Linked DNA regions of Homo sapiens: region 1 is linked to region 2. Evidence: chromatin loops called from intact Hi-C (ENCODE). Cell type or tissue: PC-9. All regions are shown on one strand. Links, peaks and the distances in the headings refer to the core of each region. The heading gives the core; the rest is flanking DNA.

The links. Peaks named below come from ENCODE experiments on the same cell type or tissue, not always from the same donor. Only the 100,000 strongest peaks of a DNase experiment are listed, where the experiment ranks them.
Region 1: a loop joins it to region 2, with 7 times the contacts of the local background. A loop is called at or near these places in 15 of 110 quality-filtered maps.

The regions. Positions count from the first base shown.
Region 1 is chr6:27,588,974-27,596,474 of GRCh38, reverse strand. TRK-TTT4-1 (tRNA-Lys (anticodon TTT) 4-1) reads left to right here and starts at 4,589; the gene lies at 4,589-4,661. It overlaps TRX-CAT1-6 (tRNA-iMet (anticodon CAT) 1-6), which reads left to right and starts at 3,583; the gene lies at 3,583-3,654. It also overlaps the pseudogene RNU6-471P. RefSeq lists silencers at 1,831-2,125, 3,529-3,618, 3,591-3,885 and an enhancer at 3,859-4,068. In PC-9, for the core only: no CTCF peak of the experiment used is centred there; DNase peaks (open chromatin) are centred at 3,604 and 4,574; H3K4me3 peaks cover 1,758 bases.
Region 2 is chr6:27,516,278-27,523,778 of GRCh38, reverse strand. It overlaps TRQ-CTG1-2 (tRNA-Gln (anticodon CTG) 1-2), which reads right to left and starts at 4,250; the gene lies at 4,179-4,250. It also overlaps the pseudogene HNRNPA1P1. RefSeq lists a silencer at 4,168-4,217 and an enhancer at 4,608-4,897. In PC-9, for the core only: CTCF peaks have their summits at 4,555 and 4,756 (motif pointing left); DNase peaks (open chromatin) are centred at 4,288 and 4,748; H3K4me3 peaks cover 2,206 bases; H3K27ac peaks cover 739 bases.

The DNA of each region.
Region 1 (7,501 bases), core at 3,300-5,799, 73 kb before region 2:
GGGGCCATGCTAACCTTCTCTGTATAGTTCCAATTTGTGTATATGTGCTGCCGAAGTGAACACAATTCTAACTGCTGCTTGTATACATATAGTTTTTCATTTTATATATAAACAATCAAAGCCAATTTTTATAGTGTAAAGAAAATCCCTTATCATATAGTATAAATCATATTTAACACTACCCTCTAACAACGATTAAAGTAACTGTGTTTCTCCTTCACATCAAGAATGCCAAAATGGGACAGGTGCAGTGGTTCACGCCTGTAATCCCAACACTTTGGGAGGCCTAGAAGGGCGGATCACCTGAGGTCAGGAGTTTGAGACCAGCCTGGCCAACAAGGTGAAACCCCATCTCTACCAAAAATATAAAAAAAAAATTAGCCGCGCTTGGTGGCTGGTGCCTGTGATCCCAGCTACTCAGGAGGCTGAGGCAGGAGAATCGCATGAACCAGGGAGACGAAGGTTGCAGTGAGCTGAGATCACGCCATTGCACTCCAGCCTGGGTGACAGAGCCAGACTCTGTCTCAAAATAAAAATAAAAAGAAAAGAAAAAAAAAGGAATACCAAAATGTACAGCGAAGATAGTGTTTTAAATCTCGCCCAGGCGTGGTGGCTCACGCCTGCAATCCCAGCATTTTGAGAAGCCGAGGCAGGCAGATCACCTGAGGTCAGGAGTTCGAGACCAGCCTGGCCAATATGGTGAAACCCCATCTCAATCAAAACTGCAAAAATTAGCTAGGCGTGGTCATGGGAGCCTGTAATCCCAGCTACTCAGGAAGCTGAGGCAGGAGAATCGCTTGAACCTTGGAGGAGGAGGTTGAAGTGAGCCGAGATTGTGCCACTGCACTCCAGCCTGGGCAACAAGAGCAAAACTCTGTCTCAAAAACAAACAAACAAACAAAAACAAAAAATACTTATAAAAATATGAATATTTTCATTGGCATCTTTCTTAGCTCAAATTTATTAAATTATGTGTTATTTATATATAAAAAGCAAAACACATGGTGTTGGTGTTAAGGAAAACATTATTCATGGCAATTGTTAAAGACAGTAAGGAAAACTTTATTAGAGAGGGATTTTGCAGTAGGTGAGAGAGACCGGGCTCAACTTTGCATACAACAAGGAAAAGCGGGAATTTATAGCCAAGGATCAGAGTGGGGAGATGAGGTCACTGGATAGAAAATTACTGAAAGGAAACATCACAGGTAAGGGGGTTTCTGGCTAACCTGGCCTGATAGGATTCTTGAAGGCAGGCCAGGGTGATTACATCACTGGAGCATGGTGGAGGATGAGGAACCTGATCAGATATGAAGGGTGATCAGATAATAGAGGATGAGGGATTCTGGCTAAACTGACTTAACACGATTATTGTTAAAAGTGCGCAATGCAGAGCTACAAACATTTAAGTCCAAAAGTCAGAGCTTTTGTTGAGAAGAGCCTTCAGAGGAACCTGACTAGAGTTTGGTCATGAAGAGAATCTTTGTCACTGTTCAAAAAATGTCTGATAAGTAATTAAATTATTAGAGATTAGTTGATATATTATCTAAATGTGTTAGTAATTTAAATGGTTTGGCATCTTTTCTGACTTGAATTTTATAATATTTAGATAATGTAAAAATAGAAACTTATAGCAGTATTAAGCATTGGGGTTTCAAAATGAAGCCTCCAAATTCTTCCCTTGAGGACTCCAAGCTCCATCTTTAAGAATCCAGGGTCTGATGTTTCTTTCTTTTTTCTTTTTCTTTTTTTTTTTTTTTGAGACAGAGTCTTGCTCTGTCGCTCAGGCTGGAGTGCAGCGGCGTGACTTGGCTCACTGCAAACTCCGCCTCCTGGTTTCAAGCAATTCTCCTGCCTCAGCCTCCCTAGTAGCTGAGATTACAGCCATGCGCAATCTCAGCCATGCCTGGCTAACTTTTTTGTATTTTTAGTAGAGACGGGGATTCACCGTATTGGTCAGGCTGGTCTCGAACTCCTGACCTCGCGATCCATCCGCCTCGTTCTCCCAAAGTGCTGGGATTACAGACGTGAGCCACCGCGCCCGGCCCCCAGGGTCTGATTTTTCAAGTATGAGAACAAGATAGTAAAGAAGCCTGAGGGGAGCCCAGCAAAGAGAACCAAACACCACTGAAATTTGGGGAGCAGAACCAGCTATATATTTTGCAGGGCCCAGTGAAAAATTAAAATGAGGGAGCCCTTGTTCAAAAAGCAGGAAGACAATGCTGTTATAATTATGAATATATACTGATATGGGTGTGAGCTGCAGGCTCACTCCCACCAAGACACCCTCCTAACTCACCTGGGCTCTGCCAGTCTGCCAGCCAGTGTCGGGAATGACAGCCATTATGCCACACCCCAGAAATCCCGGGATTAGGCTGCAGGAACTTAATCCCTCTTCTGTAGACCCCCTAGGGGGCTTTACTGCTGGAGGCAGGTGGGGAAGAGGGGTCGGGAAAGAGAGTGGGGAAGGATGTCAGTTAGCAGGGCAAATTCGTTGCTGAAAACCCATCCAGGGGAAGCAGAGCTCTTGGGAGTCAACTCTTCGGCAGAACTCTTGGGAGCCAACAGACCCCCATGCCTAAGCATGCTACATTGTCATGTTGGCTATAGCTTACAAAACATAAGTTTAAGGATAAAACTATTGAGAACTTCAAGAGAGTCATTACAAAACATTAAACCCCAAGAGTAGGACTGGGTGTGTGTGTGTAGGGGTGCTCGGGGGATGGTGGTAAATTGTGCGACTGCATAGATCTCAGGCCCATGAAGCTCACCCCATTGGGGAGCTTAAATTATACACAGAATCTTTAAAACAGCTTTGCGCAATTCCTTGGCTGGAAGAACCAAGACTGACAAAAACGGGTCCACAGACGCACCTAGAAAGCGATCTGAGCCTCAGTTTTCCGACCCAGTGTCCAAAGGCCAAGTGGACAACACACACACGCTCTCCTTGTAGTTAGGAATACCCATTATGATCTTTGTGAAAGAAGTTTCATTGTGGTGGGGACACGGAAAACTGAATCTTCTTTGAGTAGGCATGTCGTCTCCACGTCTGCCTCAATTCCGCGAGCAACGATTTTCAGAAGTACATGCATTTCCTTCTCTTCCGTTCGCTGCATCTTCAGTTTCTCCTTAGTCCCTCCAACCTGGCCGAGGACAGGGCCACAGGACCACACAGTGCCCTTGTCTTACCAGGGACACGGAGGAGTCAAGGTGTTCCAAATGCAGACAGTGAGTGCACTATGGAAGGCGTGGGAAGCAAGCAAGCAAGCAAACAAACAAGCAAACAAACAAACGAACAAGCCCTGAATTCTAAATCCAACCCTAGAAGTCGGTGTATGAGAGCCTAACGGTTTGAAAATCAAGTTCCTGAGAAAGGATTTCAATCGGTTTTCTTAAGTTGCAAAGGAGCAAACAACAAGTTGTAGGTGACTATGTTGAGAAGGAAACGTGAGACAACTCGAGGATGAAAGACAGAGACTAGAGAAGATAAATGGATAAGGAAGAAAAAAATATTGACGCAGCTGGACAGCGGTGTTAGGAGATGTTTAAGTTACTTGGAGATAAGGCACAACAGCTGAAGGGGACAGCAGAGTGGCGCAGCGGAAGCGTGCTGGGCCCATAACCCAGAGGTCGATGGATCGAAACCATCCTCTGCTAGGTGCCTGTTTTTTTCCTCCAAAACACTGCATCTTGCACTTGTTAGAGGTGCTTTAACACCTCTCATGAATGACTGAAGACCTACAGTGACCGAGGGAGTAAACTCTGTTTTAACTGCCTGGTGCTTTCTGAAACCTAGTGGTTCACTTTCAAAGAACGGAAGCATAAGCGGAGAAATGAGTGAATCTGCAAATGGGAGGTCTGAAAAATAAGGCGGTAGAGGAGCAGAGACCGGTGTGAAGAAGGGAAAGACTGAGGAAGAGGTGAAGAAAAAGAGAGCGAAAGATGAAGACTAGGTTGGGCGACCGGGAAAAAGATATTATAAAATTTTGACGTGTGTTTTGAAGAAGGTAATTCCCCAGACAGAAGCGGGTGTCACTTGTGTGTTGCTCTGGCATTACGATTCCAGGAAACTTCATCTCTTAAAGAGCTAGGAAAACACCGGAGGAAACAACGGGAATTGAACTGCTTCCCTTGTGACATAACAATCTTTCTTTACCCAAATGTTTGATACTTCTGAAGTTTCTTCCCACTTATCGAAGTCATTGTTGAAATGCGTACCTTCTGCCTCCAACCTTCTGGTAAGCTGATGAAGAAGCCTGGGCGTCCGCTCTAAAGCCGCCTTTACCAGCCAGCTACGATCTCTAAGGGCTGCTGTTCGCAATAATGAGCTGCGGGATTATTCACTACCGAAGGGGTCCCACTCTATTCTGAGCCCGATTTTCTTCGTCATTTCCCCTGTAATAAATACTACACAATAATTTTATATTTAACGAATAAACAGTTTGAGGTTGAAATGAATGTTCAATATAATAAAGCTCGGCTGCAGTGCTGAGGCACAGGTATATGACCAGAACGCTTGGAAGAACCTAATAATTACTGAAATCATGAGCCTTATTAGCACTTCTTAGTGAGTTAGAGCCCAGTGTAGAGAGCCTGGATAGCTCAGTCGGTAGAGCATCAGACTTTTAATCTGAGGGTCCAGGGTTCAAGTCCCTGTTCAGGCGAACTTCAGAAGTTTTACTTCAGTTAGGTCTAAACCCATCCCATTTGGGAACATTTTGTGAGGAGAAGGAAATATCACAAAGGCCGAAACAGACAAATGCATCGCTTTCTTCACTAAATTATGCTTTCCCAATATTATTTGAAACGTATCCCCAAGATTTCAAGAGAAGAGGAAAAGGACATGATATAAAAATAATAAACTGGTGATGGAATGACTGGGAAATGGACCATTTTAAAACTCCCTTGAAATGGCTCATTAATCCAGGCATGGGGGAGCACTTTGGGCAGTCTTGATTAAAATCCAAAATCTTTAAGAGCAGTGACCTTTGCATAGCCTGTCTCTGTGGTTCCTTGGAGTTTAGACCAGCTCTTCTTTCACAGAAAATTTGACCACTTTGCAACAGTTCCCAGTTGAAAAACTCATTTCCAAACACTTTTTGAAATAGTATTTTCTGTGTTTACATTATTTCTGTCATTATCCTGGGATTTGGATTATGGTTAATGACCCTGATCATGGGCTTCTAGTGCATGGCTTCTGTGGGCAGCACGCTAAACAACGCCACTATGAAACAAAGGTACCAAGAGTTCAACGTTGTTGATAGTTTTTTTTGTCATGTCCCTTTTGTCTTGAGCCTGACAATATTCAGTCCAAACACTGCATTTGGATCCATTTTGTAAGGTCTCGCCCTTTCTTTTTCAGTTATGTGATTCATTTGAAGTAATCAGGTCCATTTTGACTCTTTCCCCTGACCTTGTTTATTTTTTTATTTTATTTTATTTTTTTGAGACGGAGTTTCACTCTTGTTGCCCAGGCTAGAGTGCAATGGCGTGATCTTGGCTCCCTGCAACATCCACCTCCCAGGTTCAAGTGGTTCTCCTGTCTCAGCCTCCCAAGTAGCTGGGATTACAGGAGCGCCACCATGCCAGGCTAATTTTTGTATTTTTAATAGAGACGGGGTTTCACCATGGTGACCATGCTAATTTTGAACTTCTGACCTCAGGAGATCCGCTCGCCTAGGCCTCCCAAATTGCTGGGATTACAGGCATGAGCCACTGTGTTCAGCCTATTTTATTTTTTGTACATACTTAAAACATAACATCATTTTAAAAGTTAAACTGTGCAAAAGAGACATACTCGAAGAAATATCACTTCCCTTCATTGCTTCTTTTTCTTTCCTTCTCCAGCTTTTTCAACTCATTCTCATCTACCCCCTATAGGTAATCCATTTTACCAGTTTCTTTTTTATCCTTCCTGCACCTCCTTTTGAATAAGCAGGCAGACACATACTTATTTATTTATTTATTTGTTTGTTTATTTATTTTTAGACCAGGCTGGGGTGCAATGGCGCGATCTCAGCTCCTGCAACTTCTGCCGCCCGGGTTCAAACGATTCTCCTGTCTCAGCCTCCCGAGTAGCTGGGACTACAGGCGCGCGCCACCAGCCCTGGCTAATTTTTCTATTTTTAGTAGAGACAGGGTTTCACCATGTTGGTGAGGCTGGTCTCAAACTCCTGACCTCGCAATCCACCCACCTCGGCCTCCCAAAGTGCTGGGATTACAGGTGTGAGCCACCACGCCTGGTGATACATACTTTTTAAAATGTCCTCTTCTTTCTCAGACGAAAAATATTATACTATATTGTATATATATTGATTTACAGTATATAGATATTGATTTGCTTTATATATTGTATATATATTGATATCTATACAGTATCTATAGATATATACATATTGTATATATAGTATCTATAGATATATACATATTGTATATATAGTACCTATAGATATATACATATTGTATATATAGTATCTATAGATATGTACATATCTATAGATAGTATATGTATTGATTTACAGTATATAGATACTGATTTGATTTACTTTTTTTGTTTAGCAATATATCTTTGAAATCTCTCCATGTCAGTTCACAGAGATCTTTTGTACAGCTGCATAAGTACTCCATTGTGTGGAAGTAACAATCTAATCATTCTTTTATGCTTAAGCATTTAGGTTGTTTAAAAAATTTTGCAATTGCAAGCAATGCTGCAATGAGTAAATATGCTGATGTATATTTTCATTTTGTTGGATGTAGATTTTCAGGGTAAATTGTTAGACTTGGGATTTTTGGGTGAAATGATTAATGTATATATAATTTTGTTAGACATAGTCAAATTCCCCTTCATAAAGATTATATTGATAACAATGTGCTTCCTTACCAGAAATCAATGACACTACCTGTTCCTGTATGCACTGACATACTTTTTAAATTTTTACCAAGCTGATAGCAGAGAAACAGTATCTTCATATAGTTTCAATTTGCAATTTTTTATTACAGAATTTAAACATATTTTCATATGTGCAAATATATATATTAATTATCTGTTAATTTTTTTTGCCCATTTGACTATAAAGTTTTGGCCTTTTTCTTCAATTGTTGAAAAATGTTTCTGTATTAAGGATATTAACTCTTTATCTGTGATACACATTGCAAATAGTCTCCCGGCACCCATTCCCACCATTTGTTAACTCTGTTTAGAGTCTGTTTATCATATTTTTTTGTACCATATTTGTAGGTACTTTAAGATACTAAATTTTCTTTTATTATATCTACAGTTTAAGTTATAATTAGGAAACTTTCTATATCCAGGCTACAAGGGAATTCACACATGACTCTTTTTAATACTTGTAGGTTTCAGTGTTTGCACTTAGATCACTGATTCATTTGGAATTTATTCTTGCATAAAGAGTGAGGGCTGAATTTCATTTTAGCTCTAATTGGCTAACAAATTTTTCCTGAACTACTTGTCAAAAAGTCCATCTTTGCACCTATGGCTTGAAAT
Region 2 (7,501 bases), core at 3,233-5,732:
TCACTTCAATTTTTCCATACTGTTCAATATAATCTCTTAGTTTATGTTCTTCAGTTCTTCTTTAACATCTTTATCACAGTTAAGTGGGCACCTGGTCTTTGAGAATCTTCTCTTGAAACAGCTGTCTTTGGTTCCACAAATCTTCCATCCACCTTGTGCGGCCTTGCATTCATGGCTGTATCCACCTTTTCCATACCGGCATATGTGACAAACCCAAAGCCCCTGGAGTGCTTGGTGTTTGGATCTTTCTTTACTACACAGTCCGTGAGCGTTCCCTATTGCTCAAAATGGCTCCTCAGGCTCTCATCAGTTGTTTCAAAGCTCAACCCTCCTGGCCAGGTGCAGTGGCTCATGCCTGTAATCCTAGCACTCTGGGAGGCCAACCTGGACAACATAGTGAAACCACGTCTGTACTACACACACACAGACACACACACACACACACACACACTTAGCCAGGCGTGGTGGTGCCCGCCTGTAGTCCCAGCTACTTGGGAGGCTGAGGCAGGAGAATCACTTGAACTCAGGAGGCGGAGGTTGCAGCGATCCCAGATTGCGCCACTGCACTCCTCCAGCTTGGCGACAGAAAGAGACTCGTCTCAAAAAAAACAAAAACAAAACCGAAAAAAACAAAATTCAACCCTCCAATGACAATGAAAAGCTTCAGCAGCTGTTCGGGCTCTTTAGGAGACGCTGACTTAGATATGATGGCAGTGGGAAGAAGGGCGTTTAACAGTGCTTCCTCAGCAGTGTCCACAGGCGGAAAAGGCCAGGTTTACTTTTAGTATCTGAATAGTATAGTTGTCTTATTTTATTTATTTATTTTTTAGTACTGTTATTGTTTAGTACAAGAATAAGAATTTTAGCTATTAAGCATAGAGTGAAAATCTTGTGAGCTTTGTTAAGATACTGTCAATCATTGAAATATGAATGGATTTTTACTATTTTAGGGATAAAATGCTTCAATAATTAATAATTTGTGAAAAACTTTATATTTTATGTAATATTAAGAATTAATAAAATTGAAATTAATATAAGGAAGTTAATATAAATATAAGAGTTCTTTAGATTGCTGTATAGGAAGAACATCACATACTTTTATTCTCAACAAATATTATAAATATTTACATTAGAATAAAATGAAGAATAATAAAGTTGTAATTATATCTTAATTCTTCATTTCTAGAATATTTAAAAATACCTTCAAAAACTATTTTCTATATTAGCCTTGAGTCTTTAAACAAAAGTTCTATTTGACAATTTTTTTCATTTTGTCAAAATAACTTAAAAGCAAAATGTCTATTTTGTCACATTAAACTTTCACAAGGGGGAAACGTTCCAAAATTTTGTATTATATCATGACAAATCTTTGTTTATGCAAGTATAACAAAGTCTTTGAAGAAAAGAGGAGATGTTTAGAAGCAATGAAGTCCATCTAAGTTAAAAGTGGGCATCTATTTTTTGGCCCAGCTGTGCTGTAGGGTGACTGAAGAAAAATCTAGTAAATGATATCAATACACAATAATATCAACCTTTGAAATTTTGACTAGTAAAGTTTTGATTATAATACAGTTCTTATAGTAATATATTAATATAAAATATAATACATTAAATATAATGCTAATAATAATTAGTTTTTCAATAAAATTCTTAAATTTTTACATCCTGGCATTTTATTCACAGCAAAGAGGCACTACTGCGTAGCTTTGGCCATGCCCTCAGACAAGTACTAATTTCATAGTCATTCGTTCAGCATTTGCATGAATTATAACTTCAGTAAACAGTTCTAAAAATTATCTTTTATTATGATAAATGACTCCAGTATAATTTGATCCTTATTACAACATCCCATTTTGTGTATTATTGTTATTCATCATTTTAGTTCCATTTTGTTTCTACATCTCAAAATTTAGTAATTATTAACTAATATTTTAACAGATTATTTAACAAATATTAGTTTTGTAGAGACAGGGACTCACCATCTTGCTCAGGCTGGTCACCAACTCCTGGCCTTAAGTGATCCACCCACCTCACCCTCTGAAACTGTGGAAACTACAGGCATGAACCACTGTGCCCGGCCTATTTTAACAGATTCTGTGGCTGAATCATAATGAAAGAGAAAATTGATGGAAAAAGAAAAGTTTAGGAAGAAAAGAAATTATAGATAATCATATTGATGAACATAGTGGTCTAATATGCCTAAGACTTCATATGACTAGGGAGAATTCTCTACCAATGAACTGTGCATCCTCAATGGTTCTGTGATAACTAAATTCCTGCTATGGACTGAATGGACTCAAATGCATATGTGGAAGCCTCTCTCTCTCTGTTTCTCTCTCTCTCTCTCTGTCCCCCCAGTATGTGAGGATAGAGCAAGAGGACAGTAGGCTGCAAATCAAGAAGGGAGGGCTCACCAGACATTGAATCAGCTGGAACCTTGATTTTGGGTTTCCCAGCCTTCAGAATTGTGAGAAATAAATGTTTGTTGTTTAAGTCAACAAACATTATATAGTTATAGTAGTCCAAACTGTCTAAAACAATTTCTTAGGCTTCTATGTAGCTAGGATGGCACGCATGTGCCCTAAGTTTTCCAATCAGATGTATTTCTTCTTTCAGAAGAAACATGTATATAAACAAGGGAGAAAAACTCCAAAATTATGTATTTTATCATGATGCATCTTTATGCAAGTATAATAAAGTCTATGAAGAAATGTTTAGAAGCAAATTAGGTCCATCTAAATTAAAGGTAAGCATCTATTTTCTTGCAACATTTGCCTTGGTAAGGGTAATGAATAGATATCTGCTAAATGCAGGTAGATATTTAAGCTTTTAGAGGCAGTGGTGGCATAAGGCCTAGCAAAGGCATTCCATGCTGGGGAACATAATGCTGCTAGCAGTTAACACTAGAAAATGCATGAGGAATCAGAAGGAATGGGTAGTACAATATAAAAGGGCAAATAATCATTATGTGTGGAAGCATTTGGAAAATGAAAATGACAATTCAAAGTTATAAATTCTCCATTAAATGTATGGTTGCAGAATCAGGAATTTCCTCTGCAGTAAAATAATTTTTAATTTTTGTGACCCAAGAATTGCCATAATTCAAAATCAAATTTATATTATAAACATCTCTTGGTTTCCCATTAATGGAAAGATGAATGAATGAGCTGTGGCATGTTCATATTACACAGCAGCTAACATGAAATCAATGAATGAATGGTAGCTACATACAACAAAAGAGATGATTAATTTTAGCAATATAAGATTAAATGAAAAAAGATTATAACATATAGCCTGATACCCTGTATCCACAATTAAAAGACACAATTTTATAAATACTAATAGATAAAATCAAACTAAGGAAAGCACTTTGGCCTTAATTCTTCAGAGACCCAGTAACTTCTTTGTCTTTCCTTAAGTTGTGACAAATCCAAACATTTACCAGAAAATAAACTAACTTGCAACAAGAGACATTTAGTTTTATGAAGACAAAATAATCACAGAGGCATCCTAGGATACAATTTTAAAGCTCTATCATTCTATGGGACGTATTCAGCATTGACAGCAATTCTGTGTGGCGGGTTAATGTCACAGAAATGACCAACAGAGCACTTAGAAGGTGTATCTGGATATTTACTTACCGTGTTGACAGTGATTGAAGTTACCATGTGAGGATCCAATAGTGTTCAAATACCTAAGAGAGTTTAAGCAATTTTTATTTAAAGTACAGATTTATTTTCACTAATCCTTGTTTCTCAGTGGCAAATGAAACACCTATAAATTCTAGTGATTGCACCTAAAAGGCATTATAAAGCCTCATTCTCTTGGGAAAAAGATACATACAAGAATATTTCTTTTCCCTCAAATCTGTTGAGTCCTTTTTGTCCTCTGAAGTGAATTAACTGCATTTCATAAAGCAATAAATCAAGTAAAAAGTTTAACTCAACTCGAATTATTTTGGGTATTAGAATATCTGTTAGGTGGTGGTGAGGAGGGTAGTAAAATGAAGGAGGTATGAGGGTCTCCTGCTCTGAACATAGAGCAGAGAGTCAGTGGGCCCCGTACAGAGTCCGCGTCATACTTTGGGTTCACATGAACTGGAGATTCCTGCCAATCATATCTAAGAGGGAAATTTATTTTAGAAAGAAAAAAATAGTGAGGAAGCAAGAAGAAACGACAGGTTCCACCGAGATTTGAACTCGGATCGCTGGATTCAGAGTCCAGAGTGCTAACCATTACACCATGGAACCTCGCAATAGCTCGTGTTTTTAACAGGCCTTCCTGAAGGAATATATCTTCATTTCCGAACTCAAGCTGTCTTCCCTTTAAGAACCTAAGTTTCTACCCTAATGTTCGTTATCTGCCGCCATCACACAAGTTCCCTTTTCGTTTCTCACAGGGCTCTTCGTGCAAGATCCAAGAGCAAATCTGTTTCCAGGGGCAGATAAGGTAAGTCCGTGCCTCCCCTGGACTCTTAGCAACAGCCTGCGGGGCTCCCCAGCCTCGGTTCTGCGGCCCTAAGCCGGGCTGCCCCGATACAGGGGGAGAGGGCACCAACCTAGCCGCGCTGACAGATTGCGTTGTTGGAAGAACCGCGAGGCTCGCCGCCTCCCGAGCGTTTGTCCGGCGTTCTTTGCTCCTAACGCTAGGAACACTTTTGAAAGTTCCATTTCGTAACGTATAAATTATGGATGACTTAAATTGAGGCGGCGTGTCAACTAGTCCTGGCACCCGTGGCGTTGCCGAGGGTAAAAAACAAAAAACAGGACACCAAAAGATGCTTTCTGCTTCCCGGGAAGGCTCCACCTCGTGGATACCAAAGAGTAAAGCACTGTTAAAAGCTCGAATATTTGCAAGGCAGGATTTTGTAATTAGTTTCTCACTGATAAAGCTTTAACTTGGTCTTTCTCAATGGGATTAACTGAGAACCTCTCCCAAAATATTCAGCAGTAAAAATTTACTGATACCAAGACCCGGACATGACTTGTCTAGGAGTGTTCATTGCAGGAGATAAAAGCGATCTTATGTTGTCAAACAGAAAGGCTGAGGAAGGAGGCAGAGGGTCTTTAAGAGTAAATAATCTCAGGTGATAGGATCTGAACCTTCCCAACAAGATCACATGAGAGGTATCGGCATCTGCCAAAATTACTTTATTGCTTAGAGACGTCTAGTGTCATGGACAAAAATCCTTCCTGCTTCAATGAGGCGGCACTGTCACTACCAGGTTAAAATGGGTCCCGCCCGTAGGGCCGTGGGCTCTGCGGCAGGAGCTGCAATGGCCGCTGTACAGTGGCAAAGAGAATATCCGTACATATCTCATCCAGTCCATCTTCTCCCAGCCCTATGACTTTCTGATCCACTCACTACCAGAAAGCAAGACAGAATGAAACCCTCTTACCAAACGGGATAACTAAAGGTGGTTTCCAGGAGCCTCGGGAACAAGAAGCATGAGGATCCTAAGCATTTTCAATAAAAATCTAGCCCACTGGAGGCTTTTGAAAAACTGAAGGTCCATGTAACAAATTTAAGATGAGCATTTCTAAGGGCTAGGGCTTGTACCAAGTTCTGTGCTCTCTGAAAAAAAAAATTAAAAATATATGCCTGTAATGGTCAAAGCTGAAACAATTTGAGAAACAATAAATAGAAGACTTCAAACCAATCCCTACAGCTTCCCTGATGTGCAACAAATCTCAGTTTTTCAAGGAATCTCCTGAGCAGAATTCCAGATAACTCCACCCCTTCATTGTGGGCTCTGCATAGTGATTGCTCTACAGAATACAGTATGAAAAAGGGTGGGAAAGTAAGCAGTGAATAAATCCCAAAAGCATTACACCAGCAGTGATAAGCCATGTTGATAGTATATTGTCTTGATATAACGTGATAAAAATGGCGCTTTAGGTCAAGCATGGTGGTTTATTCCTGTAATCCCAGCACTTTGGGAGGCCGAGGCAGGTGGATCACTTGAGGCAAGGAGTTCGAGACCAGCCTGGCCAACATGGTGAAACCCTGTCTCCACTAAAAATACAAAAATTAGCCAGGCGTGGTGGCAGATGCCTGTAGTCCCAGCTGCTCATGAGGCTGAGGCAGGAGAATCGCTTGAACCCGGGAGGCGGAGGTTGCAGAGAGCCGAGATGGTGCCACTGCATTCCAGCCTGCGTGACAGAGGGAGACCCTGTCTCAAAACAAACAAACAAACAAACAAAAACCCTCCACTTTACCTCTGCGGTCTTGCTCCCTCGAACCCCTAACTCCGATCTAATGATGAGAAAAATATCAGACAAATCCTAGTTGAAGGACATTCTACAAAATGCCTGCTCAACACTCTTCAAAACTGTCAAGATCATCAAAATCAAGGAAAGTCTAAGAACTACCACAGCCAAGAGAGCTTAGGGAGTCATGATGACTAAAAATAACATGGAATTCTGAATAGGATCCTGGAACAGAGAAAGGAAATTAGGTAAAAATGAAGGAAATCTAACATATTCATTTTAGTTAATAATAATGTATACATATTTGTTAATTGTTTGTAACAAACGTACCATACCAATGTAAGATTTTAATAATAAGGAAAACTGAGTGTGGGGATATATGGGAACTCTCCTTTATATCTTCCCAATTAAATGGAAACTATTGCTCACGGGAATAAGAACAAAAATGTGACCAAATGAAGTTACTTCTTCAAAATGAATTCAGAACTCTGGCTTGCAATGTGCATTGGTACAATTCTCTCCTGTTTTTGCTTAATGAGCCACATATCAGACCTAGTGGTACAGCTTGCACAGCCTACAACTGACCTGAGAGTATACGGACTTGAAAATAGGAAGGACAAATTTTTGTGCCACACCCACTGCTGCCCTTAGTGCTGTGGACACAGAATTGAGCAGGACACTAAGCACTGGCCCTGCCTGTGGAGATTTCAGTTTGTAGTGATGAGATATTGGCTAAAAACAGTGAATAAAGTAACACCCACACAGAGAAAGTTAGGGAAAACTGCAGGTGACTGGAAGCTAACAGCCTAGATAAACTGAGAAGCTGAAATAAGCTGGATATTTGAGTTTAGGCAGGGATTGAAGATGGTATTTAGAAGACGGTGTTGGCCCAAACCTTTTCACATATTGTGAGATACAAGATAAGGGCGTAGTCTGTGGACTGGTTGTCTGGGTGGCCATACCATAGTGGAAGTAAAAGAAGAGCTGAGAAAAAGTTGAAGGATAGGCTGAGACCATAGATCAGGCCAGGGCTTCAAGGTTGTTTGTTTTAGGAGCACAAGTATCTGCTTTGAACTGTAAACATCAGGGAGCAACAGAAGTGACTTTGAGGAACTTAGGAGATTCTCATTGTCCTTTTGCCCTCAGTATAACTGAACATTTCTTTGTTCCCTGCCATGCTGAAGTTGGTTCTGCACCAGGAGCTACTGGTACCAGTCTTTGGGAATTGGTTTGGGAATTGTCTTCATGTTTGCTCATAGTCATTTTATTTATTTCCCAAAAAACAAAAAGCT